Linked DNA regions of Homo sapiens: all the other regions are linked to region 1. A link is a loop called in an ENCODE intact Hi-C map of the cell type or tissue named here. Cell type or tissue: heart right ventricle. All regions are shown on one strand.

Region 1 (4,000 bases):
ATGACACAAATGCTATGGATCTGTGAGACTATGTCTGAAATTTAATTGTTTGATATTGCCAAATATACATTTAGCATGTTTCTATCAAATAAACATTTCACTTAATTTGACAAGCGCCTTATGAAAGTGTACTATATGCAAGGCACTACATGGGCATTTGCAAGGAAAAATAAACACGTCTATGACTTTGCAGGCACTGATTTTTTTTTTTTTTTTTAAGATGGAGTGTTGCTTTGTTGCCCAGAAAGGAGTGCAGTGGCATGATCTTGGCTCACTGCAACCTCCGCCTCCCGGGTTCAAGCGATTCTCCTGCCTCAGCCTCCCCAGTAGCTGGGATTACAGGCGTGCACCTTTACGCCCAGCTAATTTTTGTATTTTTAGTAGAGACGGGGTTTCACCATGTTGGCTAGGCTGGTCTCGAACTCCTGAACTTGTGATCCTCCCGCCTTGGCTTCCCAAAGTGCTGGGATTACAGGCCTGAACCACCGCGCCTAGCCCAGGCACTGATATTTTAATGATGGGATAATATTACTATACAAGGCAAAATACGATGAATGTCATAAAGGAGTACAAGGTCATGTAGGGTTTTAAAAAATGATGAAGTCATACCCGTTTAGGAAACCAGGGACTACTTTAAGAAGAACATGACATTTTAGGCAGGTTTTGAGTGATGGGTCGAATTTTGATATAGATTATCCAAATATATTTTTAAAGAGCTGACGCTTAACACAACTAAATAATATCCCAAATTTAAGTGAAAATTTCATTTTATATCAATAAGTGGCATGATTTAGATACTGTGTATGTGTGAAGAAGCAAGCAGCTAAGGACTGTGTGTTAACATGTGTTTTCATATTGTCAGACTACATATTTCTGACAAAAAGCAGATTTTTGTAAAGCCCTTTGTAAAGCTCAATGGCTTTGCTACAAAGTGAACAACACAGGGCATTTTGGACACAAATGGTACCTCACTGTATGTGTGTATTATTGGCCCAAATGATTCACTCTTATTTAATTGCCATGAAGTCTTTCATCTCGCAGCTATACAGTAATAGTTTCCATATGACCAGTGGCTCTGCTATAAATAAGATCAAAAGCAGAAGAAAGGATTTAATAAAAGAAAATGACATTAAGAGTAGCATTAAATCAGGGGAAAAATACCTATATCCAACTCGTTTTTTGTTTGTTTGTTTGTTTGTTTTTTGAGAATAAAGCACCCAGAGTACTAGGCAGTTTCCCCAATATCTCATGAAAGGTCTTTTTGCAAGCAGTAGGTATCTGCAGAACCCATTGTGTGCACCTTAGAGTGGCAATGATTAAGTTGTGAGGGTACGTGTGAGGGGTAGAGGGCAGAGTGTCCCATTTAGAGTCAGGTTGGAGAACAGGTAATAGACCAAACGGCAAATTTCACATGGTAAAGAGTACAACTGCAATGTGTCAATGGCAAACGTTCACCCATTTCTCTGTCCTTTTCTGTTCTATTTAATGGAGAAAGACTTTTTGGTAATTCAGAGTTTCTCAGAGAATCATAACATTGCTCAATGCTAGTACATGAGTTCTGAGAAAGGAAGTTTTTTTTGGCAAAGCACAGTGACTTGATATGAAAAGCCAACTTCCCAAACAAATTTTCTTCTAGTTCTTAAAAAAAAAGTACAATGTTAATCTCTATTCCCGACTGGATAAACAGCTGCTAATAACCTCCAGCTCCCAGGGGAGGAGGCTTACTTCCTTTCATCTTCAGACTGGTGGATACCTGACGTGCACTGGCCTTTAGTGGTTCCACATGTTTTTTGCTTTGCTTTTTTTCCAGACTGCTTCGGTACGGGTCTTGCCAAGTCGGGTCTCTTTTCCCCCTTTCCCTTAGATTGCATCCAAAACCTTGGAAGATATAGTCAGTTATGGTACTGCTTATTTGAAATAGTAGTTCTTTTACTGTTGGTGTGTTTAAAGAGGAAATTCAAACACCCAAAGGAGACTAGAGCGCCTTGGGCTCTTGTATCTTGAAGCCCTGTGAGAAAAATGACCATTTTAGTTCCTTTCATACTGAGCTAATTATTCACTTGAGGGCTGGCTATGTTCAAAAATACTCAATTTCTAGTAGTATTGCTAGTGCACTTACTTATTAATACTTATAGCCGTGTCCTAAATAAAGGAGCAAACTTCAACACTTTTTCTTCTAATAGGAAGTGCCCTGCAGAAGATTCCAGAGCCAGTCGGCCTCTGAAGTCTTTCTCACTTGCTCTTAAGCACCTGCTTTAATGGTGACCTCAGTTCTATATCTCAAGGTTTAGACATTTTGCAAAACAGCTTTTTAAACAAATACCAGCTGTTTCCCATCTAGACTACAGGGGGAAAATTTTGGGCAGCTTACAGAAACATTACCCAGAGACTACCATTCTCCAATAACTTTCACACACTTTCAGCTCCAAAAGAGACCCGTCCGTGTGCAGAAGCCAGGGAGAAGGCAAATGTGAAATTAAAATGTGGAAACTCAATACCGTGGTTTTTGACAATGTGTCCAATTAACTGCTTTAAAATGAATGTGGCTATTGTATCAGGACAATGCTTCCCTAAAGATGTCATTTCACTAATATTGGACAGATCTTTTGGTTAAACTCAACTTTATAGTTCTAAGATGATTTATGGATATAGAGGAAGCTATAATTATGCACAACTGTGAATGTCAACCAAATAGGTAGAACCCTCGCATTACAGAAAATGTAATGCTACAGCTTTTTTTCAGTTCTCACTCCTAAAGCTGCTTTGCCTAAACCCTCTTCTTACTATGAACCCATTTTCAACTTCTGTTTTCTAAGCAATTAAGATACTTTTGATTTGAAAAATTTACAGCCATAATAAAAGTTAAAATAACACAACGGCCATGGAATGTGAAAAAATATAAAATGGCCAAGGCCTAATCTTGGCTTTTAAACAGTGCCAAGTTGCTCCAGTATTTTCTGTTTTGGTATGAATGACATAACTGAATTACTTCATGAGTTGCTACTTTAATTCCTAAGGGTGGAAAATTCCATGAGTTAACTTAATTTGGATGTAAAAAATATACATGAAAGCTCGCTCTTCCTGTGGACTCTCATGTGAAATATTCGAGCCAACTGCTGGAGCTGCCGTGCTGTGGAGGGGCTTTTCACCCAATGCAGCCCTGGCTGGCAAGCTGCAAGGACTGGTATCATCAGGCAGTTTTCTTACTTCCATTTAGGTGCATGAGCCTTTATTTTCTGTTTTTGGTTTTAAATCATGTTTATTATATGGCTCTGAAACGCCTTTTCTATCCTGTCTCTAATTGTTGAAATTCTATGTGGACTCGAATATGAGCTCAATGGCATCTTCTCCGGGAAGCTTTTCCTAGCGGTCTGAATTGCTCCTTAGGTCATTTCATAATTCTACCTTGCATTATAGTTAGACCCATATTTGTATTATCACTCTACCAGGATAAAAGGCCTGTAAGATCAGATACTTTCTTTTACACGTTTATGCATCCCCAAAAGCATCTGAAGCACAGCAGATGCAGAAAGAGTGAATGAACATATGTATATTTTCTAATATATACAATATATACTTTTCCCTCCAGAAAATCTGCTTTCCTGAGAAAATAAGGGTAATATTGCATTTTTTTAAATGCACAGTTGTGCCTATTCCAAATTATGGATAGTTTAAGATTATGTCCCTGTAACAGTTCATTTAAAAAATGATGATCACTGTGCTATTAAATGTGTCTGCCTGCCTTTTCCTCCACAATTTAAGAAGAAAACCATGTAAGGATGTAAGAATATGATGAGGTTATAGGGTCTATTTTAAATACACGTGTGTGTGTGTGTGTGTGTGTGTGTGTGTATCTTTTATATTTTAAAACTGGGAAAGACAAGGTTTTTGTCTTTGATTTATTTAAAATTCATGGCTCCAAGATGCTAAACACCAGAGAACTAGGATTTGTTTGTCCTAGGTGCAGAGAGAGCAGGGTTTTGAGGTAAACATCCAATGC
Region 2 (4,000 bases), 630 kb after region 1:
AATGAAAGTTGTTATCATAGACACAAAGGATTTTGAAACAATTGGACTTGGACATAAATATTTTGTATTAGTAAAAAACAAAGCACAAATTAGAAGCACACATTTTTTATTCTATCCTTAATGGAAAAAAGGGAAAAGATGAAAAATAATTTGAGTTGTGTAGCATTGAAATATTTGATTTTCAAGATGTTTTATATGTATTCTCTTTCTCTTTTTTAATTGGGTTTAAAAAGTCATGATTAAGTGATTTTACTGAAGTTATAAAATTGATGTTTTATAAAGTATCAGAGTATCTGATGAAAAGGTAAAAAACCAGTCAGTGATGGGGATGCTTGCATCTGTAAACCAGATATCTGAATGTTTTCTTTGCTGTATGAAACTTTTGGTCCCTGGTGTAGATATAACCTGGATTTCTTTATTCACTACTAAGAAGCTATGAAAAGTTTCTTGCTCAAAACTTTAGAATGGAGGACAAGGGCTTCATAACTGGTTACTAGTACAAACTCAAGAAAGAAATCCTTCATGAAACACTTTCAACTCATACCTTACACAGAAAGAGCATTATAAGGATAAGTTCAATTTTTCCTCTTAAAGTCAGGTATTTTGGGGTTTCTTTTGATCCTTGATACAGACTTAAAATGGACATCTGTGTCCATGATGATAAAAGGGAAGTAATACTTTCAATTTGGATAACCTTGATTTTGTGATTGTTTTGGGAGAAGTGCCTTATCTGGGTCTATTTTGGCAACAGTTGTATCCATTTTGGAGGTACCTCTGTTGGATGACTTTGTTGAGTGCTATCTCCCAGTTTTTACTATAGATGTTAGAAATGAGCCTCTGGACAATTAAAGGGAAATCCTTCCCATTAACGTTGCTGACAGCCAGCTGCCATCATAGTCTTTGTAACTTCTGGCCATCACAGTATTATTTGTGGGACAGGAAAAGAGCCACTGGCACAAACGAACTTAAGAAACCATCCCTACACTGCCTCCTGTGTTCCCTGATTTTTGTAGTCCCTCAACTCCTGCACATGTTTTAACATACCAGACCTACATAACTGCAATGAGCTCAATTATCCTGCATTTTCATGGGTTTGTTAGTTTTACTTTGCAAGTGTGCCTGGGCAGAGTTTTAATAAACATTTCATTCTTCATCAGTATTTTCTAGTCCTGGTAACATAATAAAAATTATCAGTGGGTTTATATTTTAGAAAATATTCAGATGAAAGGAACTCTGACCAACTGTGTGAAAATCTAGGAGTGGAATCAGACTCCTGCATTTTAATAAAGCCCTACTGGTCATTCCAATGCACAGCCAGATTGGAACACTACCACCTTATGTTGTCATATGAACCAGAATGTATACACAGTCTTAAAATATGGGCGGGCTGAATGTTTTGGTGCCCTGACTCACCAATTCAGCATGGAACATTTATGCAGTGAATGGTATACCACTAGTCTGAAAGAATTAATACACTTCAAGGAGTGCTCAGTTTATACTCTGAGCCTAACTTAAAGACCCAATAACTTCAAGCTCCTGGAACAAGGGCATAGTTGTCAGAATATACATGAATATTTAACAGATATAGTGGGAATATCCAAAATGACTTTGCAATATGTCCAAACAGCTTTGCCCTGTTGATTCCATTTGCTGTTTTTTGGCTGTAGTTTGAAGACTTAGCAGGTGCTTTCTACACCTCACTTTCCTCATCACGACTAGAGCTGTAGTCTCTGAGGAATTATTTGAATTCAGAGAACTGCTGGGGCTGCAGAATGAACAGCCATGTAGCCCTTTAAAAATACTATGTGCACCTACAGGTCAAAATGTCTTTAATTCACATTCTGCAAGAGGCTGCATTTTCATTCCAAGAACGACTTTTAATTTTTTAAAAGTATGTTTTCAGAATGGAAAAAATGTGGACAGATAAGGTCTTCTGGGGGAGCTGATCATCCCTGGGAATGACTTGGAATGAGTTTTCCTGATGAGTTATGGGAGCATGAACACATATCCTGTTTTCCTTCTCAATTCAGAAAGATTTTCACATAGATCCCTGTTTGCTCCAACTCATTCATTCTGTTTGCAGTCCTTTTGCTAAGACATCTGAAAGGAAGCATTGGCTTAAAGGTTCCGTCCCAGGTGGGATGAGGATTTCTGGAAGGACAATTCTTGTTGAATGTTATAATTGTCTGCATTTCATTTTTCCTTTCTAAGGAATTTCAAAATAAGTGATCCATTCTTCAAGTCCCAGATGTTGTTGTAAACCAGAATTTTGGAACATTTGAATTAAAATTCAATCCCCCAAAGTTCTGCTGAGTCCCAGCTCTCAAACCAAACACTGACAAAAATGTATTTGTGCAATGGTTCACATGACTTCCTCAGTGCACCGCGTCCTGGGCTGTGTGACTCAGTCCCAAATGAACTGACACACCATACTGTAAATTTTATAACAACCAAACTCCAGGACACTAGAAATGACTCCTTGGTTCATAGTTTTTGAAAGACTAAAGTTCTGGAAACATCCTTGAATATTGATTTTTTATGACTCTTAAGCTATGTTGTTTTCCTAACAAAACTCTCAAAAAAAAAAAAAAAAAAACCCTAAAATGTTCAAGTCGGTTAAAAAGTTTCCTGCATAGCATTGGCAGCCGTTTCAGTAAGACTAGTGAAGAACACGTGTCTTAGGGGATGGGGATTAGTCATTATTATCTTGTCCAAATTTAAGCAGATTATTTTGGGAAATGTAAATATCCATGATTTAAAAGCAGTTGAGAGACAGGCCAATATATTTAGCAAAAAATGTTTTCAAAGTTTCATATGAATCTCCGATGTTAGATTTTCGCGGATACAAATCTCAGTTTTCCATTCCCCCTTCTGCCCGCCATTCATTCACCTGTGTTTGTATAATGGAAACCAGTTATACAGCTCTGGTTACACATCTGTTTCATGCATGTGCAATTACAAGCCGTTTTAGCAACTAGTAAAACTACAGGTGTCTGGGTTTTAATGTAACCGTTTAAAAAGAGCAGTTCATGGGCCTCTGATTATTATTTTTTATAGCTGGCAATGTTCCTAAAGTAGACTGCCAGCTCAAGGGTTAAACATAACTCTGTTTCTCTCCCATCTGGTGGAATCTCTGAAACCCATTTGTAAATTAATTTTTGAAACTTTGAATCCATACTGCTGCATACAGTTATTGTATTCTGCACAGACAGCTTGTACTGCTGCTTTACATGGCTCCAACAACAAACAATTAACTGGATTTTGAGTGGTGGATGCTAAAGTCATTAAGTACGTGTATCTATTTGGCTTGCTAACTCCTATACCATAACAGAGACCACAGTTACCATCAAATCACTTTGATAAATAATGTTGTCATGTAGTTTCATAACAGCTGTAGAATGTCGATCAGTGCCTTCTTAATCAGAAGTTCAGTTCTGTATAAATGAAAAATTTCACTTGGAGATCTCTCTTATTTTTTTTTATTTTTTTTATTTTTTGAGACTGAGTTTCGCTCCTGTCAAAACTCAGGCTGGAGTGCAATGATGCGATCTTGGCTCACCGCAACTTCCGCCTCCTGGGTTCAAATGATTTTCCTGCATCAGTCTCCCGAATAGCTGGGATTACAGGCACCCACCACCATGCCTGGATAATTTTGGTATTTTTAGTTGAGATGGGGTTTCACTATGTTGGCCATGCTGGTCTTAAACTCCTGACCTCAGGTGACCCGCCTGCCTCGGCCTCCCAAAGTGCTGGGATTACAGGCGTGAGCTACTGCTGCGCCAGACCAGATTTCTCCATTTTTAACCTCTCTCCATTTAAGAGCAGATGGAAGATGAAAGAGTTCTAAGAACTATTTTAACAACTACTGAAATTCATTATTTGCCAATAAAATAGTCCAAGAATAAATTCGTCTGCTCTTAGAAGAGAAAGATAGGTATGTAAAAATATAAGTGGAGAGAATTGATTTACAGATTAATTTCATTAGACTAAAATTAAGATT
Region 3 (4,000 bases), 78 kb after region 1:
TAAACGATATTATTTCAAGTTGCCCATTCATAAAACTGGCTTCTTAAATGAAATTATTAATCTTCTGAAACTGCACCTTCAAACAGTTGTGTATATGTATGTATTACAGAATATGCTCATCTAGAAATAACCGTTATGCATGCATCTGTATGTATATACACTCACAGGCATATAGCAGCACATACACATGTTTAATTCGTTTGCGCCAATTGCTACAGCTGAACTGGGCCTTCCTGAAAGCTCTGATCTGTCCCCTTTGGCCCAACTATCCCTGATTAAGATCAATCCAAATGGAAGTTCAAAGTACACAAAGAGAACAGTTTATAAATGGCTGCTTTTCACTTTTCTCTCATTCTTCTTTTCTATTTTAAAACAATAAATTTTTGCTCCTCTATCACCCAACAACTCTTCCCGAGAGCCCCACATACCGATTTGAAAATATTGAAATCCTTTTCCTTCAGTGGGCCCAGACGAAGGAAAAAAAAAATAAACCTCCAGATGGCAAGTATAAACCTTCTGCTGGGGTTATGCACAAAATACCAGACACATTTTTTTCTTAAATAAAGCGTTTCTGTTGGAAGGGGGGGAAATTGAGGGAAGAAGCCACACAGCACAAATAACTTATGACAATACTGTTATATGCATGAATGAACCCGTTTGTTTTTCCTTCCCCATTTTGGCTTTAAATATATATCTAAGCTTATATAATCTACTCCTTAATTTGATCTCTCAGTTTTATGTGTTTGCTCTATTTTAACCTTTCAGGTTCTCTCCACTCTATCCACTGCACTCAAGCTTCCAACTTAGTAAGACTTTAGATATCACAAAACCTCAATCCAGGGAGAAACTTACCCCAAATTTCCTCTCAGCCTAACTTGGGCTTTCTCAATTCTGCTTCTCATATCTGCTTTTCCTTTCTAACAGTCATTTGGAAGGAATAAGAATTTTCCAAAACTCTTTAAAAAAAAAAAATCATACCACCTCTCAACTTTACCTGACTGCAAACTTTCGCTCTAGGATCCACTCTCTAAAGCTCTGAAAGCATCTATTTTTCTACTCTGGGGGAGGAGTGGGGGGAAAAAAAGACGAAGGAGAAGAAGTAGGCAAGAAGAAGATCTTAGGATTGGCAAATGATAAATATTTCATGGCACCCAGGAAGGTGCGGCAGTCCTGCACAACTTTGCAAACAATGATCACCACCTAGGATGCTCATCCCTGCGACAATAAAACTTGTCAAAAATCCCCCTCGCAGCCCGCATTCGCTTACCGCTTTCCCATTATAGTAGTACATCAAAGAGTTGCCGCCCATGCCCGGGATTGTGTATGCGCAGTACATGGTCTCGGATTCTTTTTTCTCCTCAGTACCACTCTAACAACTTTTATTTCAAACTCGCTGTCCCTTTTTTCACAACAATTCCTTCAGTTGCATTTTCCCATATGGCCGGGCCAAGCGTGGTGAATATGCAAAGCAGGAAGAGACCATTCCTGGCGGGCGGGGGAGGCCGCGGCGCTGCTGTCAGACGCTCAACTTTGCGCAGCGGAGCTGGAAGGCAGCCCGGCCCTGATGGAGCTCGAAATCCTAATGCATACGCGAGATCGATTCAACTTTTCCGAGGGGTTTTTATTAGTTCCTCGAATAATGCCGATTCTTACAAATTTCTGCAGTCTTCACTTTTTTCTTTTTCTTTTCTTTTTTTTTTTCCTTTTTTTTTTTTTTTTTGTTTTGTTTTGTTCTAGGCACCCTTTTCTTCTCTAAAATTTCCACTCAACTGCCTTAGGGTAAAAGTGGAACAGGGTCCATTATTGAGCAGAATACAAATGCAGTTAATTGACTCCCCCTCTCTCTCTCTCCCTCTCTTTCTTTTTTGTTTTAATTTGATTAAAAAGCGAGTGGCAGGAAGGGAATCGTATGATGCACATCTAATAACTCTGCCATCTGTCTCTGCTGCTGGCTAGCTCCCAGCATTGTACGCAGCTGCCTGAGAACTCGACTCGGAGAAAGGGGAGGGAAAGGGGAGGGAAGAAAAAAAAAAAAAAAAAAAAAAAAACACCACGTCTCTGACCTCGCTCAAAAGGAGAGAGGGGGCAGTGTTTTCTGACTGCTTGGTCAACAACCTACAAAACGGGGTTGCGGAATGAAACAGAGTAGCAGTGCGGCCCGCCCCGGGCTCCGCGGGCCCCGGCCTCCCCGGAGCTGGTGGGAAGCGCGGCCGCCCATGAACTTCACCTCGCCCCGCCGCAGACAGCCGCATGGGCCCAGAGCCTACGGAGGGGCTGGGGCGCTGCTCCCCTCGCTGGCGCTGGGCGCCCCAAGGGCGCACGTTCTCCACTCTGGAGTTGGGTGCTTTCACTGTAGCTTTAGACAATCTACTGCAACTTCACGCTATTTGCTGGGCTCTAAAGCAAGTTTATTGGTACCTTCGAACCGACGAATATCTTACAGCTGTCAGTTTCCCCAAAGGCACCCCTGAGACCACATTTTCAGAGTTTTGCAGCATCCCCGCAGCCCAGTATCTGTATAAATATTTTAGCAAACATCTCATGCACATTTTTACTAAACTTCGATTTTGCTAAACTTTAAGAACGTGAAAACCTTTGTTCACCTTTATTGATCACAACTGAACAATAGAATCCTTATAGATGGCAAGGTTTCTCACAAGCAAGTTGATATATTTATTTATTGTCTTTTAAAAATATTATACCAATCAACAAAAAGGCGGGGGGAGGTACAAAAAAAGGAAAGAAAGAAAGGGAGGGATGTGGGGAGAGGAGATGGGCTGACTTGAGCTTGCCAAATTCAGAGCATCACAGGAAAGGAGGGCCTCTGGGAATTGATCCCAAATGAAACTAAATCATTTGCATATGCCGAAGCAAATGCCACCCGAGCATACATCTATTCTCAAGAATCAACTTTAATAATTCAAAGCACCTATTTCCTTACAACTCAATATGCTAACAAAACACATACAGTATTAATAAACAAGGAGGAATAGTGGTGTTGGTTCCGAGGAGCAAAGCCCGGGCTAATGGTGGAAAGTTTCCCCACTCTCTAAAATAAACACACACACACCGCACATCCACACACACGTATCGAAGGCCCAGAGGTTTGTCTAACTCACTTGCTCTGCATTTATTCGGAAGGTCCCCAGAGGTTTGTGTAAACAGTACTTGAATTATAATCACACATTTCATTCAAATTTCATGCTTTGAGGATTTTTTCCTCATTAGAACAGTTAGTTGTCAATCTGACAGGATCACATTTGTAACCTTTAAACCACCCTCACTGCTTAATACACAAGGCCAGGGTACCCACCTACCAGAGGACAGTATGTAAAAACCACCACTTAGAAAAGAGGCTGGAATTTAAAGAGATAAGTTGGGGAGTTTCCTGGTTGTTGTTTCTTTGTTGTTTCTTCCCTTATTGAGAAGGCTTTTCTAGATCCTAACTTTCCATGGGTAGACTGCTAGAAAGATCTCTAAACTCTTTTGATAAACAATCATTCTGCTTCATCTACGTTAAATACCTTTTCTTACCTATTTTGCAAACATATAAATGCCTTCCTATTAATTATGTAAATATAAACCAAATTGTCATGGCTTAATGAGCTACAATTCCTATTTTTAAAATTGAAGCTCTCATTTCTTTTAATATATTGTTAACATGTGCATAAATAAATATTTTTAATCTGATGAGGTGAAATCGATTTTTAAACCCTGACAATTCAGCACATAAGACTGAAAAAATTAAAATGAGACTAGAACATTAAGCTTCTGGGCTTCATTGCCTAATGGAAACGAGTCTAAGATTTCAAAAGCACAAATTTACAATGATTAATAAAGATATAATGCTTTGAAAGGTGATCTACGAATTATAGCCAGTGAGACACTGAACGTATTATCATCCAGTGATGTTTGGTTTTGGTTTGCTGACCTTGGAGTACATTTCAATCACAGAACTCAAGTCAGTGGCTTGTCAACTGAGACATTTCTGCGATCTCAG
Region 4 (4,000 bases), 280 kb after region 1:
ATATAAGGCCAATGATAGCATAAGAATGTCTCTAGGAATCAATTTATTCTTTCAAATTTTGACCTTTAGAAGACCAAATCAAAGCAGTATCTTATCATCTCGGCATTGATAAAGTACTGTAAAATAAAGCTTGTCTATAAACGCATTGAGTCACTTAAATAAAAAGCAATATGTTTCACTTCTTCAGCTATATAAATATAGATATGTATATATAAAAACAAGTATCATCCCACATCCACATATATATGGCATGTGCACATGGGAAGGATCGATGATGTTTATAGATGTCTATATGTATTTATATAGAGATATACATAGGCTCCCAAGCAAAATGTTCGTTGTTTTTAAATTCTCTGATTTTTGTTGGTAACAGTTATTTCTTGTTAACCACATAGTAAATATGAGACTATCACATTATGTAAACCATGCAAAGCTGATTGAGTTACATTTTTCCCTGAAAAACATATTCTGTGAATTTATAAATGAAGATGCAACTTTTGAACCGGAACACACGGCTTTATTTATGAGCAAAGAACTGGTTAAAGAAAATGTGATCATACAGAAAGGGCAATGGGCAGGTTAAGGAGAAAATACCAAGGGAAAGCCTGCCATTCATTAGGCAGGAATCATAACAGAATTGTCTGACATTGCTCCACAGTTTTATTCCTATTACCAGTTAACCATAAAATTTATGTAGAAAGATTTCACTGTGAAATCAGTGTTCCTTAAGCCACTATAGGCTTGTGACATTTTTTTCTTTCAGCCTATTCGTCGCAATTCAGAGTCTAATTATCCAGTTTGTGAAATACCTAGGCCTTGGTATCTTTTCCTTTTCTCAAATTTCTTATATGGCTTCTGCACTATGTCTTTGTGATAAGGCTGAGGGGGGTCAGAAAAATGGTGACATTCCTATCAACCAGCATTGCTACTTACTAGGAATTCTGGAAGCGAGTTTATTTGGAAAGACTGAAACAGCTGTCTAACAATTTTCCCCCAGAAACAAAAATAAATGGAATTATCGTTTCCTAACAATAGATTATACATCATGCAAAAATTATGACAAATCGGATTCAAGTAGGAGTATTTTTAGCATGAAAATAACTTTCTTCAAACAGTTATAGTAATAAAAAATAATGAACTTAACTCATTACCTTAAAAGCATGTTATGTAAATGTTATCTTCTAGCTTCTAATAAAGAATAACACTTTGATTTACATTTCATGCACTGCAATGACCTTCAATAGAGATGTCAATAAGCCTCTTTACTGCTTTACAACACCAAAAGCAAACTGTACACATTAAGTCAAATCTCATAATGCAAAACCTTCTTTCTCCCATGTGTTTGCTACCTACATTATACGTTATCCTCCCAAGAAAATCACACCAGAACTGTCGGCTTACTCTCACCTGAACTTTATTTCTCCAGCTTCCCCACAGTGAGTTGACTGATAAAGGCCATGTGCCTTCTGCAAGGCCATCCACCATTGCTCTAAAAAGTGCAGGTTACTTTAATAACCCTTTTACCTTTGATAGAGTATGACATACACAGCACTTATCAGATGCAATTAGGTTTATAATAAATATCTAGACAGAAAATTTGCTTAAGACACGAGTCCTCAGGATTTGTCATCCTCTTTCTAAAGTCTCATTTTTAAAGGGAGTTTTTAGAAAGCTAACTAACTACTGGAAGACCGCTGCCTTCCTGAACCAGTATGGTTGGATGTGTGGCTTAAACAACATACATTTACAGTCCTCTGGCTTTAGACTTGAGAAGAAGCACCCATGAACAGTCGGATGGAAACAGCTACCATCCCCACGGCTGGGGAAACAGGGAAGCGGTTGGGTTTCCAGAGCCTGTAAGCTCAGAGAGACGTGATGAGGAAGAGACACCAGCAGACTGGGGCTGTTATCTCCAAGGAGGTTAATTTTAGGAATGTAGACAAAACTAAAAACTGGAAAAGACTGATGTTACCAGAGTGATGATAACAAGAACAGGAAAGGCCAAGTTCTTCCTCCTCTAGCCTTCTACTCTCCCTCCAGCGCCTCCTATTGGTAGAGGCTGACATGGAGACCAGCATACCTCTTTACAAAATATATGTAGTTAGCCTCAACATCACAGAATATATTAAGAAAGGCAGATTTGCAGCGTCCTAAAGTTTAACATGTTAAAAACTGTGTAGTGAGAAAAAAATCTGCACAATAAAATATAGGGAAATATGTACTCATAATTCAGAGGGAAATTATACTTTGAAAAACATTTTCACCCTATAAAAAATACAAGTGGAGTCTAGAAAACATCACATTTGACAGTTATATAAAATAGAATATTTCTATAAAATAGGTGTCAACACAAAAGATTTGTGAAGAGATGTAAAAGCAGATGGATGTAATAGGAAATATTGTAAGAAAACTAAAAATGCATTAACAAAATTAAAATTTGCATAAAATTGTAGAAAAATTGTCACTGATGTAGACGACAAACTTGAAAAGTTCTCTTACAATAATACATGGAAAAAAAGAGATAATAATAAAAGAGGGAGTACTGAAGATCAAAGATGAAAATATCTACCATAAACACACAGTCATCATGAATCGCTTATGCATGAGAAACATGTATTATTTTGTGGGAGTGTTTAACACATCTTTCTAGGTTCAAAAGAGATCTAGTTAAGAAAAAACTTTAAAAACTGAAAAGCAAATTAAAATGTACACTACAGAAAATAAGCCACATTTCCAACTATTACAAATATAAAAATAAATCTCATCTGAAATACTGAGAAATTCCTAAAATATCATTTGTTGGGACACTAAGAGTATAAGAAATTTTAAGACACAGAAAATACACTGTTTCTTTACTGGCCACACTTTAATAAAACTAGAAAACAGTTATGAAAATTTTAAAAGCTAAACTTGATAATCTCTTTGAAATTTAAATGAGAGTTCAAGTTAGCTATTGTATTAAAAGGAAAAAACTGCCAAAATAACTTCAGAAACTAGTAACACAGAGAATATTACATTATCAACAAAACTTATGGAATGCAGCCAAATTTTTACACAATACAAATTCATGATCTGGAACATAAGAGTGAAATAATTTAACTCAACAGTCAATTTAAGGAAAATGACTTCTATAAAACTGACCCAAGAAAACAAAGGAATAACAAATGTTTAATGAATTAATAAATTAGAAAACAGAAAAACCATAGTAGTTAAATAAATTCAGGAAACACTACAGCACACATAACCCTGGCAGGTCTTATCAGTTTTTTAAAAATGCAAATACAAAAAAAGAAAAAGAAAAATATATAACAATAAGTATGAATTTATTTAAATAATCTAAAATTGCATACATATTTTAAATTGTATGTATATGTGTACAGATATAAAGACTACCACCAGGCAATACAATCAACTGTTACAGTACTTAACTAATAAGAGGGAATTTTTGACTTTCCCTTTTTATTTTTTCACTATTTGCTAAATGTTCTGCAATACATAGTATCTCTTTTACAATTTTTTTAAAAAAATAGCCCAGGCAATACAATCGACTGTTACAGTACTGAACTAATAAGAGGGAATTTTTGACTTTCCCTTTTTATTTTTTCACTATTTGCTAAATGTTCTGCAATACATAGTATCTCCTTTACAATTTTTTTAAAAAAATAGCTTGAAGGGAAAGGATTTTTCTGTGATGTTCATGCCAGACAAATAAGAAAATTTTAGTTCACACAGATTTAAAATGAAAAATACCACCAATATTCCAATTGTTCTAGTACCAAAACTAAAAGTCAATTATTTTCATGAAACTATCTGCAAACTTACACTTAAATATTCACTGAAAATTTAGAAGGTATTGCCGAAATCAATCTTTCCAACATGCAGATTTAATAATTTTTAATATTTACATAGAAAAGGTCAGGCATGTTATTTTGCTGCCTCTACAGTGTGAATAGACCTAAATGAGGTTTCCTGATATCGGATTGAGTATACAGAAGAAAAA
Region 5 (4,000 bases), 160 kb after region 1:
TCCCTTTCCCAGGAGTGAACCCCATCATGATCAAGATGATGATGGAATTTACATTTGGGAAACAGGGCTTTTGAAAAATTGCCTACTCTGAACCCAAGTTCAGATTCCACCAATAGACCCAGCAGGACAAGGGATCATGGAATGTGAATGTCTTGTTCCAATTCTAACAACCCAATTTTTATCTGTAGACTGCTCTACAGAGATCTATAGACCCTTCGATGCTATTCGGCCACATCTAAGAATAAAATCAAGGGTGTTCATTTGTTTCTTTTTAAAGTTTAACCCCAATAATCATTAGGGAGGATAATGAAATCACATTACAAGAGATCTAAGCAGTAGAGTCCAGATAGTGACATGTGGAGAATCATTGTAGAAATCTGTCCATACCAGAACATTAAAAGGGGCTAAAAGAGGCAGGCAGGTGCCTAAGACCCCACCCCACGCAAGTCTAAAGGATACTTCTTTCGTCAAGACTGGAGCTTTACAGTAATTGTACTTGATACATAGGACTACAGTATTCCTTTTTCCAACAGGAAAACTCTAAACTTGTATTTTGAGAGGCTGAATAGATTTCCTTCTGAAGTTTACAACCCCCAAGTTTTCCCCTCTCAACTCAACACGAATGCTAAAAGTAACAGTAGTCTTTTTATCTTTTAGGTCAATGGCAATGGCAATGTTATTAGAGTATGCCTTCCTGACCCCACACAAAGAATGTATCTTTGATACATTTATATCCATAAATTTTTCTATGTGGTCAAAAGGGTATCCTGTATCCAAGTCATTACATATATAAAATGGATGGTGGTTTTCAAAGAAAGCCAAACCTAAGTCTTAAAATTAACCCCGTTTCCCAGTATTAACTTTTCTACTGATTTTAATGAATCTTAAAGTTGGGAAAACACCTCCGCCCCATTTCTGGTCTAGCGCTCAGCGCAAAGTATAAAATCAATGCCCCATATCAGTTTCAATTTCAGTGAAACAAGACACCATCGCACAGACTGTCAGTCTTAGAAGATCTAACAGAATAACTTCCATTGTATGAGGATTTTGCACTGAAGAAAAGATAAATTTATACTTGTATCAGCAGTGTGAATGGTCACAAAGACATATTTACTCATCTGTGTACATCAAATTTAAGCTACTTATACCCTTTAACTTCTCTCTATAAATATTACTAACAGAAAAGGCTCGACCTTCATGAGCTATCAAAGGACGCGTGTCCTTCCTTAAGCTCTTGCATCTAAGAATGCTTCAATATCACCATTACATCACTTACTTTGATGTAATATTCACTTGTTTAACAGGTAGATAGGCAGGCAGGAAGCTGGGCAGGTAAGGAGGCAGGCAGAAAGACAGAAAGATGGATAAAGTAGAATCTGCTCTGACTTCCTAAGAAACTGAACATCTAGTGTCCTGTTTTGGTAATTTCTAAAAATCCAAATTGTAAAATACAGTTTAAGGAAGAAAAAGCATCTATTTTTTTCTCTAGAAGGAATTCCTGAAGCTATCCCCTGTAGAATTTCACCACTCAGCATTATTTCCCAACTTGACTCCAACACACAGAACAGGAGGGAGGAATCTTTCTGCCAGGATTTGCCTCACTTATAGATATAAGTTGGGCTACTCCTTCCATTATTTTAAAGATAAAAGGGCAGGATTTTAAAAGGAGAGAGAGAATAAGTAGGAGAAAAACAAAGAGAGGAAGAGTGGAATGCAAAGAGCAAGAGGTAGGAAAAGAAAGAGGCAGGAGGGAGAGGAGGAGGAGAAGAATATGAATTCACGCTGCAGAGTCCCCAAAGTACTCTTGGCTACATGGAACCCAGCATTCTTTACTATCATATCAGATACAGACTGCTTAATCTTAATTTTGCTTGTTAAAAAATATTTATCCAGATACAAAAATAAACCCACTGCAAATTACAAGTTGTCAGGGTTAAAAATCTACTCCTGTTTGTGTGGGGGAGGATAAGAGACCAGCATAGACATGAATCATTCTCAGTAATTTGAGTGTTTCCATGACATCAATGGGCACCCGTCCAGGGCTCTGTCGAAGTCTGCGAGGTACCAAAGAGGCAGCACAGCCAGCAGGAGGCTGGGAGGTGGACTTTTTTTTTTTTTTTTTTTTTTTAAGGATTATGCTCCTTGTAAAGATTTCATCTGTAGCATCCACTTTTACCATCAAATAGATCGGTCCAGAGATCATGAACAAACACATTTCATTCTGATAGTGTAAGCTTTTAACTTTATTACATCTTTTTGTTCCCCAATTCAACTATAAATCTGCCCTCAGAGCCAGAACCCCTGTTTGGGAGCAAAATAATCAGGCACTGTGGATAAAGCCCACGCACCTTCTCAAACATAAAATCGCGATTCCTATCATTTTTTTTAAAGACTAAAAGCAGCCATTTTAAAAGGACACCTCAGTTTCTAGAAAAGAAACTATCTTTTGTGTAAATTATCCATTAAAAATTAGCTATGGTCTTGATGTTGATTTTCTGCTTAAAATTCACTTGGAACATTTGTTTCAGATAATAAAATTTTCAAGAGCGCTGATAACATGTTTGAGTAGGATCCTTAAGTAACTATCTGTGCTCATGAACACAAAAGCTCTTAAATATCTGTGTTTACTCTATGTCAGGCATGGATTTTTGTCACTTATACCAACTGGCTGGCGCGGACAGCCTCTTTCCTCCTTTCTCCATTCTTCACCACCCGCCTCCCCCCATCCCCACAACCACAACGGGGCTTTGAAAGAGCTAAAGATTCTATTTTTCCAATATTTAAAAGAGATAGCAGTGATGAACAAACCCGGCGCGTTCACTGCGGAATTTTCGAGACAACCCTCCGGTACTAGAATGCGACAGCCGCTGCGGATATTTTTTGGCACAAAGACAATGGTGGCAGTGCCAAGCCCCATGGCTAAAACTACTCAAAAGAGGCATAAGGGTAGCATTAATCGCTCAAGTCTTTTACTGCATGGAGTACTGTTGTCCATATTTTTAAAACTAAAAGTACCCGTTAGTAACATTTGTTGTATGCCCATAAAGATGGGGTTGGTGCGGGGGGCGGGGGGAGATTCTGAAATATATACCAGAAACAAATCTTGTCAGGCATTTGATTCATTTTTATACCTAAAAGGACCAAATGTTAAATTTTGCTGCTGGTGACGATTTGCCGTGCATGAAATGAATATGACCTAATGGAGTACACGAAGGGCTGAATGAAAGCTATAGAGAGGATTTCATAAACTAAGTCGACATATTGGCTAAACAACTTTCTTCTGCAAAAATGATGTATACAAGGGAACATGTAATACTATGTCACAATTTTTTAAATTAAACAAGGAAAACGCTGTAAATGAGCAGACACAACATCCGTCAATCAATCCTTCTGGAGACAAAGGAGATCAACATGCAGCCCCGTCTACAGAACAAGTCGGCATCTCCAGTGAGCAAACAGTCCAGGAAGTCAACATGTGTTCTGTCCAAATCGAACCCGTCCGCTGCTAAAGCCTATATTTAAATTTGATTATTAAAAATGGCACCAAATGGCAATCAATAAAGGATTCACTTGCTTCCCCTGGCCCAGAAAAACTAATATGAGCAGGAAAGGCAAGCAACTTCCATATAAAAAAAAAAAAAAAAAAGTCAATGTTTTGCTGATCTATTCAACAATCTTTTATCTTGCTGTCCCAAGAAGGAGCAGGAAAATTTGCTTTTTATTTGAGGGTGATATGGTTAACAAATGTCTATAGAATTTCAAATTGAATATTTTTATATTCTTGTATTATCAGCCATTTGACTTCCAATTTTTCTTCCGATACATCCATGGTATCCTATTGTAAGGGAACTGGGTGACAATGAAAATATTACATGAAGGGAAAAAAATGATCTCATAAATCCATTCCACTCATAGGGATACTTCTAAGAAGGATCACCTTTGGTAGATTACTGCCCCTGGATACACATGACAGTTCTAAACCACCTAGAAAGAGCTAGAG
Region 6 (4,000 bases), 1.3 Mb after region 1:
GACGCGCCGCCTTAAGAGCTGTAACACTCACCGCGAAGGTCCGCAGCTTTACTCCTGAGCCAGCGAGACCACGAACCCACCAGAAGGAAGAAACTCAGAACACATGCGAACATCAGAAGGAACAAACTCCAGAGGCGCCACCTTAAGAGCTATAACACTCACCGCGAGGGTCCGCGGCTTCGTTTTTGAAGTGAGACCAAGAACCCACCAATTCCGGACATGCGTGGACTCACTGAGAAGCAGCAAGTTGGCGTTGACTTAGCCCGCTCAGTGTGCAGAGTGGGTTGAAGAAAAGAATAGACCACATCAGAGGAGTAAAGGGGTGGGGGCAAAAGCCAGAGAAGGTGGGACCTTGGAATCACTGGAATGACTTTGCTTCCACTGTGAGTAGACGGCAGAGCCATTGCAAGTTTGGAGCAGAGGAGTGTTGAATGACTTTAATAGCTGCTCTGTTGGGCATAGATTCAGGGAGGACGGGGCAGGGTAAAACCAGGGAGATAGTAACAAGGCCATTGCAATCATGTAGATGCTAGATGGTGGCGGATTGTAACCTCACCTCACACTGATTCCATGATGAACCATGGTTAACTCAGGGAGGGGCGCTAATGAAGTCAAGGCCAGGGATTCTCGTGAATAACCTTTGGGTAGGTGATCTGGAAGCGAACCTGAGCTTCCAGACCTTTGGAGGGCCTTAGCTGTACTACATTTCAGTACTCCTAAAGCAAGTTTTTCAGAAGATTGCTCAGGCTAAAACACCAAACTTCTTTGCAGTGAGCTGGGCTAGCATCAACTTGAGGCTGAAACCTCGGCTTTCTGTACTGATCAGAAGGTTGAGGTTGATAGCAATACCTGTCTGCAAGTCATTGCAGTAACAAATACTTAACAAATGGGGTTTGTTTTGTAGACCTAATCTTTGAAGACATAAGGCCCACTGTGAGGGGAGCAGTTACTACATTCAGCCCTTGGTAGTAAAATCATAAGAACCATCGATGTAGATGATGGCAATAGATCACATTTCCACTCCCACCCACGCATCTCTGTTCATGATTCCCTGCAGGGCCAGGTGGAGATGTGTGCCTGGGTCGGTATAAACCTCTCTCTGTGTTTCAAGAACACACCTTTGGGAAGGTGACAGTGTGGTGGTGGGACAGCAAACTGCCAGTCTAGAAAGCTACTCCAGGCCTCAGTTTCTCATCTGTGGAATTAAGACATTGGCCTGTAGATCCATGGGATCCATCAGGGATCACCCCAGCTCTAAGCATCTATGATACCGTGGGAATGGAGATGAAGATATTTCATTTAACATCTGGTCAAGAGTCCAAGTAAACAGGTGAGCAACTCTCTTGCATACCTAGAGAGTGTGAGCATGAGTAAATCCTTTCACTCTTGGAATGAGAAGGAAATAGTAAACCCACTTTCTAGGCTAATCATGTGATATTTTACCAAACTCTGAGTTTAGAAAGATGTTATATAATCTGGCTTTTATTGCATGTATTTAGATCGATTTTATCAAGCCATGTTCCCTGATACATATTAGGATTGCACCTCAAAGTCTTGGGTAGCCTTAGGTCATATTTCAGCTGTGGTTCTTTTGTTTAGAGCAAGAAGTATGTGGAAGTATTTTGTTTTGTTTTTATCAATCTTGGTAGCTCACGTGATGTCCTTCAAGAGCCAGCCATACTCTGGGGCTTATCGTCTTGGCAGAAAAAGCAACTGTCCAGAGGTCAAACAAGGGCCTGTTTCCTCCCCTGCGAGCCAGCTGAGACCTTCCATTCCCAGACTGAGTTTCAGTCCTTTAGTTTAGCCTTAAGGCTTTGTTCCCTAATAAAATGCAACACACTGGAAAGACTGCCACTAAGTTACTCTCAGATTTACTTTACAAGGATGAGTTGAGATCAACTTTTGATGAGCAGAGGAGGGCCAAATAGACCATGTGTCCTTGGGAGGGAAGAGCTGTGTCCCTGGGATGGGGAGCATTTTGGAACCAGAGGTTGGAAGCACCAAAGCCGAACAGTTCCTTCTCACCAGTGCTTCCCAGGCAGAGCCTCACAAAACAGCACAATTGTGGCAATTCCCCTGTGAGGCTTCTTTAAGAACCCTATTTTCCCTGGTTTAAGTAAACTCAAATATTTCATTTGTATTTCTGTAAGCACACATTTTCAACTCTTGCTGCCTTCTTGGCTGTTGAATGACTGTCATCACCATGTGTAGAATCATGGATCTAAGAATCCTCAGTGTCACTTAGTCCAACTTTCTTCCCCAAATAGTCTCTTCTAGGATATCTTCCCCATTGATGGCCACTATGTAGGTGCTTGAACCTTTGCAGTAACAAGGACTTCATTGCTTCATAAGGCACTGTGTTACATGATGGACTATTGTATTTTTAGGAAGTTCTTTTTATTGAATCAAACTTTATCTCTCTAAACATCAATTGATCATTTCTAGTCTCCCAGAATTACTTTGGTTAATGGATCTCAAAGTCTAAATTCAAACATTGTCACCTAAGCATTGAGGTCCTCCCCTTTTTTGTTCCTCTCACTAGTCTAGTTTTATGAACAATCCTATGAAACCTCGATGACCACACATCTGACAAGCCCATTACTGTTTCAAAAGGAAAGGAAGGTAGGGATCTACAAGCTAATGTCTCCAAAGCAGATCTTAGCACAATTCTGATTCTGCATCCAGCACATGACATTCTCCCTGGAGATAATCCCAATGCCTGCTTAATAGGTTAGAGTCCCAGCGTTTAATATCTGACCGCATTAAGAGTTTTTAACATCTCACTTAAAATTAATCCATAACAGATATTTTTGACATAAAACTCAAAAGGAAATAGCTTCCTACCCAAATTAACTACAAAATCGGGAAAAACTTTAAAAGTTTCTGTATTAGACTGTACACAAGCCTGCCTACTGTATTTAACTGGACTCTTCATGACATCTAGTGGCGAAATCTGGAAAAGTTTCCAGTACTCTAAACGTGGCAGAAGGTGGGAAAACAATTTTTAATCCTATTTGATATTCACTGTTTGAATATTATGTTTTGTGAAATCGTAAACTGAATTCATCTGTCAATCCATTATAATAGTATACTCATTTTTATTTTAGGCATATCTGTGGCTTTATACCTTTTAAATTTGGGCTGACTTTGAAATCAATCACATCTATTTTTTCACGGATGTCAGAAAGAACCACATTGGTTTAGGGGGAGAAAAACATTCTGGATAAGCATAAATAACAACATTTTTAGCTGGAAACACACCACAAAAATGTTTTGCATAACTGTATTCATCTTCAAATGTAGTTTTAAGACTCAATTCCTGTGAAATCTGAGTCATTTATAGCTAACCTTGAATGTATTGTTATTCACAATTAGAAGTAGATAAATTTCACAGGCAGAGAAGCTGACAAGTCTTTAAGACTTCACACTTAGTTTTGCAGGAAGAGCTGAAGTTAATTAGAAGTGATTATACATACATTGCATGTGTGTGTGTATTTGTGTTGTTGCACACAGACACCACGAAGGCCTTGGGAAGGTTGCATTTTTTATGTTTTAAAAATAAACATAATCTCCTTCCCATGTGTTGCTATAAGCCCAGTAAATCTAGGAAGCTCAGCAGGGTTGAACAAGGTCATTTCTCGTCAGGACTCCAAGGGGGAGCAGGAAGCAACCCTGTGCATCAGATGCTGGCATCCTAATCCCTGCTCAGCAAGAGCTTCCCAGGCATGTGGGACAGGTCGTGCCAGCGCCGACACACTGGCAGACCGAGGCTCTGACGCCAGCCACGCTCCGTATCAGCACTGCGGCTCCCTACCTACCGTGCCCCTGGAAGACGAAAATATATCCTCACTCTCACAGTAAAGGCAGGATTCCAACCGAGTCTGCTCACTTCTTGGTTCTGGTAAACAGGAAAGTAGTCATGAAAAGATACATCTAATCACTATCTCAGAATCAGGGAGGCTTTATTGATTTGGTTTTTTGTCGAATTTAAATATATGTT
Region 7 (4,000 bases), 350 kb after region 1:
AAGATGAGCGTCTCTGGAGTGAAAACACGTCCAAAGGGGGAGGGGTGGGGTGACAGGGTTGGGGGGAGCGGAGTGGAGGGTCGGGTCCTCTAATTGTCCAGCACCCTAATTTGTGAAAGAAAGGGGTTATAAAAATTAAAGTCAGGCCCCTGGCAAAGTCCTCGGTCCCTCCGAGGGGGCATCAAGGGGAGGGGCGGGGGGGCTGGCGGCGAGGGGGAGGGAAGCGGCGGGAGGGGAAGGGGTGTCTCTTCTGGGAGCGCCGGGCGCCGGGAGCCCGCGGCGCGGGAGGCGCGGAGCCGCGTGCGGGGCCGCCGAGCCCGAACCCCGCGCCGCCGGGCGCCTCCGCCCCGCCGAGCCCCGCAGGCGCCGGTACCTACCGCCCGCGCGCGAGAAGGGGCTCTCCGTGCACCGCCGGCGCCGAGGCGGCGTTCATGTCTAACCGCCGCCGCCACCGCCGCCGCCTGCTCCTGCGCCCGCTCCCGCGCCTGCTGCCTCCCCGCCGCCGCCGCCGCCGCCGCCACTACAGATCCGCAGACACACAGCCAAGATCCCTGACTCTTAACACCAACTCTCTTCTCCGGGGAGGGGAGGGGACGGAGGGAAGGGGGGAGGGGGAAACACGCCGAGGCGCACGGAATTGCAAGTTCAGCAAAGAAATGGGTGGGGGGGCTCCGGCGGGGAGACGCGACTTGCTCCGGGTCGGGCAGGCTAGGATGCATCCCCCTCGCACCCACCCCGAGGGGAAAAAAAAAAAATCTCAACACCTCCCCCGCCTCGCCAAAAAATACAAACGAAAATTCATCGAGCACCTCATTTTTCCTCAGATCGTCAGTTACAATCTGAAGCCTGAACAGTTCAGTTTTTGCCCGTTGCATCCCTCGGAGGCACTTTGAAATTTATTCGAGTTTACATCCCCTCACTTCTTTCTTTCTCTTACTCTCGTTCCCTCTCACTCACACATCCACACACGGCAAAGCAAGTTTATACTAGGCTGCAAATACACGTGATGCAAAAAGACTTTGCCAAGAGGAACAATATTTTTCTTTTTCGTCTATAAATCAAGCCACATTTTCCTGGGGAGATTTTCGTTTCGGTAGTTTTGCGTTGGGGGCGAAATCTGAATTGCATACTTTCTTTCCCCTCCCTTTTAAGTCACAGAATAGTATAACTGCAAACTTCGAAAAAAAAAAAGGGCAATTTTTGGGGGTGGATGTTGTTTTGTTTTTGCACTTGAGTTCCTAGGCACGCTAAGTCCCTGTTCGCCAGCACTGTAAGTTTTTAATTCAACATTTACCATTATAGGCCCTGCATGCTCTTAAAACATACTTTTTCACATCACTTTTTAGGATAAAATTTAAGCTTCATAATTCTATCGTTTCGTAATAACAAGCGTGCTTTATCCGGTATATGCAACATAAGCTATTTTAACGTGTGTTTGAAAAAAAAAACACACATTCTACAAATCCTGGTATTGCTAGATGTGCGAGTACATACACAAAATGCATGCACACACTTTTTCCCATTGGCAATTATTTAATAGGTTGTCCCTTTTGTTTTAATAAAACATCGGGATCGACATTTTAAAAATTAAATTCAATTACAAACAGTTTACTCTGACGGCAAATTGAAACGTTACCTTAAATGGCCACAAATATTCTCACAATATTCCAAGGAAAGAGACTTTAAAAAGAGAGACAAAAATCTTCTGCAAGTACTTAGTATCTCACATGTGTATCCCCAAAAAGTATTTTAACTGGTACTCAGTCCTGCTCCAGGGATATCCACAGATTACAAGATTATGCACCTGGCTCTGGTTTTTGCATTTTCCACCATAAAACTGCAACAAAATTCCCTCCCCCAAAAAAGAAATCATTAAAAAAAAATCCAACAACTTTTTCTTATTGTTTATAAAAAAAAAAATGAACACAGGATAGTTATAATTTTTCCTCAAACAATTCTTGTTGGTGATTTTTTTTCTTCTCTCATAAAGTCTTAAACTTGTTCCAAGTTTAGAGGTGTCTCATCATCATCATCCTCCTCCTCATCATCATCACCATGGACTCCCCCGTGGAGTCACATTGATAATAATAGGTTTCCCTGAAAGATACATTGTAATCCATTCACATCCGGGAACTGCGGGCTTATAAAGAGAAGGAGCTGCGGCCGCGGCTGCTCCTCCAGACAATGACTGGGAAGGGGCGGGGCGGGAGCAGGCGACCATAGAGTGGTAAACAGAGCGCCTAGAGAGGCGGCCAAGATGGCGGTGCTGGTCGACCACGCCTCCTCCGGGAGCGGAGGCGGGTGGCTGTTCTCGGGTAGGCGTCGCGCGTGGGGCGGCACTGTGGGAGTTCCCGAGGCCGAGGTCGTTCGCAGGCCCCATTTCCCTGCGCTCTTATTCGTGTTGCCGCTTCTTGGCCGTCCTTGCTCTTTGACACAAAAGTGTAGTTTCGGCACAAATTTACAAATTAAACTCCACAGACTTCCGCAGGGAAGTGAGATACCCCCAGGTCTCCCTGAGGAAGGCTCGGGAAAGACTGGGCCGGCCTCACTCACAGTAAGCCTGACCCTGGGTTCTCCCACTGTGTGGAGCCAGATTTCTCAGCGAGCCTTGGGCGGCATGGGAAAAGGCCTCTGGGCCAAGTTGGTCCTAGGCTGGAAGAGGGATGTGGGTCCTCTCCTCCAACTCCCCCACCCTATCTTCTTATAGAGCGCTGGAAGTGTGTGAACTTTCCAAGTCCAAAAAGTCTTCACTTGGCGAAGACCTTCATCTATTGCTTTGTAGACTCAAATGTAGTTTGTGCCATAAGCCACGACTGACTCAACCCATTTCTGGCCAAGCAGTTACCTTCTGTAGCCTGTTTTCTGGTCTGTGTAAAGCAAATAACGCCCACTTTACGAATTTTATAGTGGATACAGATAAAGATGAAGCCACCACGAAAGAAATAATTCCTTTTCATCTCTTAATTCCTTGCTAAATCAACTGATACCGCTAACCTAGCCAATGGAATTTTAAATGGAAATTTCCCTACTCCAAAACAATAGCTTTTAGTCTTTGCAACAGAAAAGCAAGTAATAATAATGACAGATAACACATGTGTTTACTATATGCTAAACAGTGTTCCTATAACTTCACAAATACTGGCTACTTTAAGCCTAAGAATAACCCTATGGAGTATGTATTACTACTGTAATTTGTATATTGGGCAACAGAAGCAAGTAAAATTGAGTAGCTTGACCCAAGGAAGAAGTTTTGTAAGTGGTACAAACTTAACTAAGTCACACAACTATATTGAGTGACAGAGCCCACCTTTGAAACCAGACAGTCTGTGATAACAGTCCACATTCAACCATATTCCTATATACCATCTGGCAGTGGGAACATCCTAATCTCCATTTGCTGATAAAAGTTTGTGGCAGTAACAGAGTTCAGATCAATTTCGGCGATCTTTTACTTACATGTAAGTTTTTACAGAACAAGAATTAAGGCATTTATTGGTTGTTTCCTGTACATTCACACATGGTGAAGATTCCTGTCTTCCATCCCCATTCGGTGTTCTCATCTCAAAATAATATCTTACATTTAGACATTACTTTTTGCTGCATTATCACAAGCATCATCCCCAATTCTCAGAGTTAACCCCTACAGGTTCTGCTTAGATGATGTAATGAAAAGATCACAAACGTTGGGTTAGGAGAAATTCCACTGGCTCTACCTCTAGTCATTCTTTGAACTAAGGCCCAATGTCAATGTCTTTTGCTGTAAAATCCAGAGGTTAGATTAGATAATCCAATAAAACCCCTTCTAGCTTTTAGGTTTTTAAGACTCCTCATTCCGCTGAATTTCTTTTTTTGTTTGTTTGTTTTGTTTTGTTTTGAGATGGAGTTTCACTCTTGTTGCCCAGGCTGGAGTGCAATGGCACGATCTTGGCTCACTGCAACCTCCACCTCCCAGGTTCAAGCGATTCTCCTGCCTCAGCCTCCCAAGTAGCTGGGATTACAG

What was found. Peaks named below come from ENCODE experiments on the same cell type or tissue, not always from the same donor. Only the 100,000 strongest peaks of a DNase experiment are listed, where the experiment ranks them.
Region 2: it touches region 1 in a loop (4-fold over the local background); 27 of 110 quality-filtered maps call a loop at or near these places.
Region 3: it touches region 1 in a loop (3.0-fold over the local background); 54 of 110 quality-filtered maps call a loop at or near these places.
Region 4: it touches region 1 in a loop (2.5-fold over the local background); 6 of 110 quality-filtered maps call a loop at or near these places.
Region 5: a loop joins it to region 1, with 4 times the contacts of the local background. A loop is called at or near these places in 64 of 110 quality-filtered maps.
Region 6: a loop joins it to region 1, with 6 times the contacts of the local background. A loop is called at or near these places in 74 of 110 quality-filtered maps.
Region 7: a loop joins it to region 1, with 2.7 times the contacts of the local background. A loop is called at or near these places in 44 of 110 quality-filtered maps.

Annotation. Positions count from the first base shown.
Region 1 is chr18:55,242,411-55,246,410 of GRCh38, forward strand. The region is part of intron 15 of TCF4 (transcription factor 4); the gene reads right to left. Among named protein-coding and RNA genes, the nearest start is that of LINC01929, 120 kb to the left of the region's middle. In heart right ventricle, no CTCF peak of the experiment used is centred here; a DNase peak (open chromatin) is centred at 1,761; H3K4me3 peaks cover 1,119 bases; H3K27ac peaks cover 4,000 bases.
Region 2 is chr18:55,867,719-55,871,718 of GRCh38, forward strand. No RefSeq gene overlaps it. Among named protein-coding and RNA genes, the nearest start is that of LINC01416, 50 kb to the right of the region's middle. In heart right ventricle, no CTCF peak of the experiment used is centred here; a DNase peak (open chromatin) is centred at 2,393; H3K4me3 peaks cover 639 bases; H3K27ac peaks cover 4,000 bases.
Region 3 is chr18:55,320,403-55,324,402 of GRCh38, forward strand. All of the region lies in intron 8 of TCF4 (transcription factor 4), which reads right to left. Among named protein-coding and RNA genes, the nearest start is that of TCF4-AS1, 130 kb to the right of the region's middle. RefSeq lists a silencer at 2,006-2,385. In heart right ventricle, a CTCF peak has its summit at 2,092; DNase peaks (open chromatin) are centred at 1,499 and 2,049; H3K4me3 peaks cover 3,825 bases; H3K27ac peaks cover 4,000 bases.
Region 4 is chr18:55,520,159-55,524,158 of GRCh38, forward strand. The region is part of intron 3 of TCF4 (transcription factor 4); the gene reads right to left. Among named protein-coding and RNA genes, the nearest start is that of MIR4529, 43 kb to the left of the region's middle. In heart right ventricle, a CTCF peak has its summit at 2,075 (motif pointing left); no DNase peak of the experiment used is centred here; H3K27ac peaks cover 2,083 bases.
Region 5 is chr18:55,404,022-55,408,021 of GRCh38, forward strand. The region is part of intron 5 of TCF4 (transcription factor 4); the gene reads right to left. Among named protein-coding and RNA genes, the nearest start is that of TCF4-AS1, 47 kb to the right of the region's middle. In heart right ventricle, a CTCF peak has its summit at 2,048 (motif pointing right); a DNase peak (open chromatin) is centred at 2,050; H3K4me3 peaks cover 30 bases; H3K27ac peaks cover 3,703 bases.
Region 6 is chr18:56,573,320-56,577,319 of GRCh38, forward strand. LOC105372135 (a long non-coding RNA gene) reads left to right here and starts at 178. Exons shown (of 2, transcript XR_935514.4): 1 at 178-383; 2 at 1,058-1,846. In heart right ventricle, CTCF peaks have their summits at 2,953 (motif pointing left) and 3,158; DNase peaks (open chromatin) are centred at 1,739 and 3,742; H3K4me3 peaks cover 931 bases; H3K27ac peaks cover 3,405 bases.
Region 7 is chr18:55,587,661-55,591,660 of GRCh38, forward strand. TCF4 (transcription factor 4) reads right to left here and starts at 532. Exons shown (of 20, transcript NM_001083962.2): 1 at 378-532. It overlaps LOC105372126 (a long non-coding RNA gene), which reads left to right and starts at 2,239. Exons shown (of 3, transcript XR_935479.3): 1 at 2,239-2,315. RefSeq lists an enhancer at 2,117-2,346. In heart right ventricle, a CTCF peak has its summit at 2,287; DNase peaks (open chromatin) are centred at 79, 571 and 2,231; H3K4me3 peaks cover 2,853 bases; H3K27ac peaks cover 3,165 bases.